2 separate regions of the Homo sapiens genome follow, and region 2 is linked to region 1. A link is a loop called in an ENCODE intact Hi-C map of the cell type or tissue named here. Cell type or tissue: heart left ventricle. All regions are shown on one strand. Links, peaks and the distances in the headings refer to the core of each region. The heading gives the core; the rest is flanking DNA. Region 1 holds the start of NOM1 (nucleolar protein with MIF4G domain 1). Region 2 has its middle 16 kb from the start of SHH.

Region 1 (2,892 bases), core at 298-2,797:
AGAGGATTATTCAAAATTTTTTATTTGTAAAGAATTCCTTGCCGGGTGTGGTGGCTCACACCTGTAATCCCAATACTTTAGGATTTGAGCTTAGGAGTTTGAGACCTGCCTGGACAACACAGGGAGACCCTGTCTCTACTTTAAATTTATATTAAATAAATTTTATATTTAAAAAAATTCGTAAAACCTATAAGGAAAATGGACAAAGGCCATAAACAGAGGAGGAAATACAAATGGCCAGTGAACAAAGACACCCACTCTCATCAGGAACTAAATGACAAGATGCCATTTTGAGCTGACAAGTTGACAAAAATTAAATCATTTTAAAGTCAAGGACGGGCCGGGCGCGGTGGCTTGCCTGTAATCCCAGCACTTTGGTCCGCCATTGCACTCCGGCCTGGGCAACAGAGTGAGACTCGGTCTCAAGAAAAAAAAAAGAAAAAAAATTAAATTAAATTAAATTAAGTCAAGGGTGGGAACTCTGTGGAAATGAAGCTTCTGAAGCTGTCCGGGAAGAGAAGCGGCCCCTGGTCAGGCCGAGAACCCCACAGCAGCAGCCCCGTCTTCCCCCAGCTCACTGCTAGGCGAGGCTGCTCCTGCGCCTCCGGGCTTCCCAAAAATCCAGACGCAAACTGCGCGGCCTCTGCGTTCGCTTCCCGGTTCAAGTTACCCAGTAAAGAGGAACCTCAAACGCTCTGCCCTCGGGGCCCAGCGTCCAAACCCAGCCTGGGCAGGGCCGGCTCCTCAGGGGTCCTCGGCCGCCTGGGGGCCACAGGCGTCTCCCTGGTCCGTATCCAGAGCCTGCTTCTCAGGAGAACGCTGGCTCTGGGGCCAGTCCTAACCCACGAGGGCTCCTCTCGACCACATCTGCAAAGGCCCTATTTCCAAATAAGGTCGCATTCCTGGGTCCTGGGCGGACACGAACCTGGGGCCCGCGCATCCCAGCGTCGTCGCCGCCGCCAACCTCCGGCACCGCGCCGACCCGCGCGGAGTCTCCCCTCCATCATACGCGAGGATTTCCCTTTGGAGTCTCGCTCTGTCGCCCAGGCTGGAGTGCAATGGCGCCATTTCGGCTCACTGCAACCTCCGCCTCCGTGGTTCAAGCGATTCTCCTGCCTCAGCCTCCGAGTAGCTGGGATTACAGGCGCGTGCCCCCACGCTCAGCTAATTTTTGTAGGGGGGTGGGTGGGTTTCACCAGGTTGGCCAGGCTGGTCTCGAACTCCTGACTTCAGGTGATCCACCCGTCTCGGCCTCCCAAAGTGCTGGGATTACAGGCGTGAGCCACCGCGCCCGGCCGGATTTCCCTTTTAAATGTGAAGGCACCTCCATGCTCATCGCGAGCCTGACGTCCACGCGGCGCCCACCCGCGGGCGCGCCTGCCCCGGGCGCCACCTGCCCGGCTGCCCCCGCACCCGGCTCCGCGCAGCTCTGCACGCTGTCGCCCTCCGGCCAGCAGGGGGCGCCGCCCGCCCGCCCCGCGCAGCCGCCTCTTCCCCGGAAGTCCCGCCTCGGCCGGAAGTCGTGCGTCCACGCGTTTCGAAAGATGGCGGCGTCCAGGAGCGCGGGAGAGGCCGGCCCGGGCGGCTCCCAGGGACGCGTGGTCCGCATGAAGCGCAGAGGCGGGCGCGGGCCGCGCCGCGGTCCTGCTGGCGGTGGGGAGAAGGCCCTGAAGAGGCTGAAGCTAGCGGTGGAGGAGTTCGTGCACGCGACTTCGGAAGGCGAGGCTCCCGGGGGTTGCGAGGGGCGCGGCGCCCCGGTGAGCTTTCGCCCGGGAGGGAGAAAAAGCCGTAAGGAACTGAGGAAGGAGAAGCGGCACCTGCGGAAAGCACGCCGGCTGCAGAGGACGGCGGGCCCCGAACAGGGTCCCGGCCTGGGAGGCCGAAGCGGAGCCGAAGAAGCCAGCGGTCACCGGCAGGACACGGAGGAGCGCGCCCGCCCAGCCCCTAGTCGGGACCCCTCGCCTCCCAGGAAGCCGCGGCCGTCCCGGGTCAAGGCCAAGGCCACGGCCGCCACCGCAAAGACCAGACCCTCCGCAGCCGCCACCGCCGCTGCCCGGAAACGGGCGCTTTTAGCGGCGAACGAGGAGGAGGACCGAGAGATCCGAAAGCTGGAGCGTTGCCTCGGTTTGAACAAGCGCAAAAAGAAGGACGGCAGCAGCTCCGTGCCGCTGAGCTTTGCACGCGACGGTCTTGACTATATTCTGGGAGCCCTGGAGTCTGGGAAAAATAGCGGCTTGTACGACAGCAGTGGTGAGGAGGAGGAAGATGCCGGACAGACACTCCCCGAAAGTGACTTAGAGAGTGACTCCCAGGACGAAAGTGAGGAGGAGGAGGAGGGAGACGTAGAAAAGGAAAAGAAGGCGCAGGAAGCAGAAGCGCAGAGCGAGGACGACGACGAGGATACAGAAGAGGAACAGGGGGAAGAAAAGGAAAAGGGAGCGCAGGAGAAAAGGAGGGGGAAGAGAGTCCGTTTTGCAGAAGATGAAGAAAAGAGTGAAAATTCCTCGGAGGACGGTGACATAACGGATAAGGTATCGTGTGAACACTCTCTAGGCCCTCTGGGATTTCCTTCAAAATAACGGGACAGGGAATGGGGCGTGAGGCAGAAATGACACAGACTTGGTGTCTTGATAATGGTTTCAGCTGAATGTGAGTAAATCGAGTACGTTACTCTATTCGGTCTTCTTTCATGTTTTTAAATTTTCATAATGTAAAGTTTAGGAGAAAAGCAATATAGAGACATTTTTATCCCGGGGACTTAAGGGCCATTTCCACAGTGCAGCATCTTCATTCTGTGTTTACCAGCCCAGGTCTCTAAACCTGTTAACCCTACCTCATCTGTTAAGGCCTCTTTCGAGTATCCGAGGACATCTGCCGTGCCCGACTTTTAGA
Region 2 (2,892 bases), core at 203-2,702, 1.2 Mb before region 1:
CCCAGTGGAGCAAGGAAACTTCCAGTGTCTAGAACAGAGAGGGAGCTGCGACCAGAGGAGAGGTTGGCAGGGTTGGCACATTCGCTGAGGGGTCTTGGGAGGGGTGCCTGTGGCTCACCTGCCCTGGAAGGGTGGGCTGCGCCTCTGCCCCACTCTGCCTGGCTGGCCGGGTGTTCAGGGCAGGTGCTCCCCAGGGAGGGGCATCCAGGGCTGGGGCTCCCTCAGTACTCCCTTCTTTCATTCTTGATGTGGCCCTGGACACAGAGCAGGGACTCTAAAATTGCTCCCACAACCCACTAGTGGGTCCTGAAATCAATTAGTCGCCGGCTTGAATAAAGAGACGATACTGCGGTGTAGGGTAAATATTCTTGGCAAACTCTGGCTTTGGTGTGACACACGTGTGTAGGTGCTGCGGTGAGGGTGTACTCCCGGGTGTGTGTGGCCCGTCATCCCACACGGTTACTGCACACTCAGCCTGACACGGTTTCTGTACATGTTATAAGGAATCTTCCAGTAGGTTTTTATTTCTGAAACTTTTTTTGTGACAAAGGAGAAAAAGCTGAAAGAGGTGGTTTTTCAGATCCAACCTCAAGGCAGGGCATCCCTGGGGCAGCTGGTCACCACCCAGAGAATGGGGCCTTCTGTGGCGCTGGGGAGGGTCTCCTATCCCAGGACGGCCAGCCTTGGCCCGGCCCCTGGGTCCTCCTGATGCTGGCCTTGCGTTGCCGCCTGCCTGGGCTGGGACCCGGGCTCTAAGCACTTGCTAGTGATGGGGCAGCCTTTGTGTTTCACCAACCTGGATTCCAGAAGAGTGTTCCTTAGGGTCAGCAGAAACGCTCCATCTCTTCACCTGGGTTCTCATATGTCCTAGAACGCTTTCCACCCAGGATTTGACTACGAGAGGACACCACCAGTCCCTGTTTCAGAGCGAACACTGTTTCTATCCATGCACCTCTGTCCAGGGCTCGGCGCCCCTCGGCCTGGCTGTCCCATCCCCTCCTCCGCGCTCCCTGGCCTTCACCGCCTAGCACACCTGTTTATTCAGCCTGAGACCTGCTTCTGGAGCTAGAGAAGATGGGCTGGAGGGAAGGGGCTGCTGCAGTGGGTGGGTGGCCCCGGCCAAGTCTGTGCCGCTCCCTGCTCCCCGCGAGACCTTGCGCCCCCTCCGAGACCCGCTCTTCCATCTGCACAGAGGGAGTCGTGGTGACAGGACGAGGTTTCCCGTGGAACCCTCGGGACAGCTCTGGACGCTCGGGACTCGGTCGCTTTCAGGGTCAGATGTCAGAGGTGGCCTTTGCCCTCTGCCCTCAGCCAATACTTTTCCTGATTTCCAGATTTTTCAGTTTCTTTCCTCTCTTGTGCTGACGGCCGGCACCATCCCCTCACTCTCCCACGCCCCTGCCTCTGTTTTTGGCTGAGGCCTCCTGCGGGTCCCGGACTCAGGGCGGCCTCTCCGGGCCGGCCCCAGCCCCCCGAGGCTGAACTGACCCCTCTGGAGAGGAAGGCGCGTGACCCCCTGGTGCTCACCTCGCCGCCCCTCCTTGACGCTCCCGTGGGTGGAGGTGGCCTGTAGTCACCCGCCCTCGGTTTGAAGGGACTCTGACGCTTGAATCCTTAAGGGCTCACCTGGGCTGTCGGACCGCCGGCTACGGCCCCGCGGCGTTTCCCCGAGGCGACCACCAGAGGGCGCGCGGACTCCACCAGGGCAGCGCGGGGACGGCTCCCTCCAGCCACCGCTCTCTCCAGCCCCGGGCCCCAACTCCAAGGCTCCCTCCAGCCCCGGGACCCCGGCTCCCCCCAGCCCCCGACCCGGCTCCCCCCGGCCCCAGGCCCCAAGTCCACGGCTCCCTCCAGCCCTGGGACCCCAGCTCCCTCCAGCCCCGGGCCCCAAGTCCACGGCTCCCTCAGCCCCAGGCCCCAAGTCCACGGCTCCCTCCATCCCCGGGCCCCAAGTGTCGGCTCCTTCCAGCCCCGGGACCCCGGCTCCCTCCAGCCCCGGGACACTTCTGGAGAAGCAGCCAGGAGCTGGTCCAATGGCAGGTGCCACCTGCACCCAGCACCCTGCAATTCTGGGGAGAGCATGGAGGTGCAGGGAGAGGAGAGAGCCCGGACGTGGGTAGGTAAACTCCCCAAACGTCCACCCTGTGCTGCCAGTGCCTTTTACATGCAGAGGCTGTGGAGGCTGAAAGACCACCGGAGCCCTGGCTTGACCAGGGCTGGAGAGGAGGAGAGCACCGGCCTGCATCCCTCGGAAGCCGAGTTGGAACTGCAGAAGGAGCCTCCTGCTGCAGTCTGCTGGTGTTCGGTGCAGATCCAAACTGTGGATGGGCTCCTGGGCACACCCAGGGGTGGGTGGCTGCTTCTCTCGCGGGTGGTGCCCGGCGCTCTGCAGCTTGGCCCTGGGGGAACCAGGCCCAGGATAGTGCCCCAGCCGGAATCTTTGGAAGGTAGGAACCTGGACACTGGGCCGAGGCTCACTCCACTCTCCGAGGCCCCAGGCACAGGAGGGAAGATTGCGCCGTCCCCTGCCACTCACAGAGCAGTAAGAAGAACAGCTGCCATTAGAATGGCGCGCCGTGGAGTAAACACGGGCAGGCTCAACCGTGCCTTGGCTTCCTGGGCTGCGCGGAGGCTCTCATCCTCTTTCTGAAATGGCAGGGACCACATTGTCCTCTCCACAGCCCCATTCCTCTGCGGAGGCTCCTGCCCAGTGGGGCCTGCCTGCTAGGTGGGCCGCCTGGGCCATGAGAGCCGCAGAGTTCTGGCCAGAGGCCTTCAGCTGGGATTCTGAGACCTAAGCCATGGAGTGAACAGACGCTCAGGGGGTGGGGGCCTTGACGCTCCTCGCAGAGGCAGTGGGTTTGTTTTGCTGGCTTTAGGTTGCAGGGTTCT

The links. A loop is a pair of places that touch in the nucleus more often than their neighbours do. Peaks named below come from ENCODE experiments on the same cell type or tissue, not always from the same donor. Only the 100,000 strongest peaks of a DNase experiment are listed, where the experiment ranks them.
Region 2: it touches region 1 in a loop (6-fold over the local background); 7 of 110 quality-filtered maps call a loop at or near these places.

Annotation. Positions count from the first base shown.
Region 1 is chr7:156,948,194-156,951,085 of GRCh38, forward strand. It overlaps NOM1 (nucleolar protein with MIF4G domain 1), which reads left to right and starts at 1,519. Exons shown (of 11, transcript NM_138400.2): 1 at 1,519-2,531. The coding sequence starts at 1,545. RefSeq lists an enhancer at 671-1,199 and silencers at 1,260-1,609, 1,890-1,939. In heart left ventricle, for the core only: a CTCF peak has its summit at 1,443 (motif pointing right); DNase peaks (open chromatin) are centred at 630, 1,518 and 1,952; H3K4me3 peaks cover 2,294 bases; H3K27ac peaks cover 595 bases; H3K27me3 peaks cover 449 bases.
Region 2 is chr7:155,795,454-155,798,345 of GRCh38, forward strand. No RefSeq gene overlaps it. Among named protein-coding and RNA genes, the nearest start is that of SHH, 16 kb to the right of the region's middle. In heart left ventricle, for the core only: CTCF peaks have their summits at 1,672 (motif pointing right) and 1,873; a DNase peak (open chromatin) is centred at 1,668; H3K27me3 peaks cover 2,420 bases.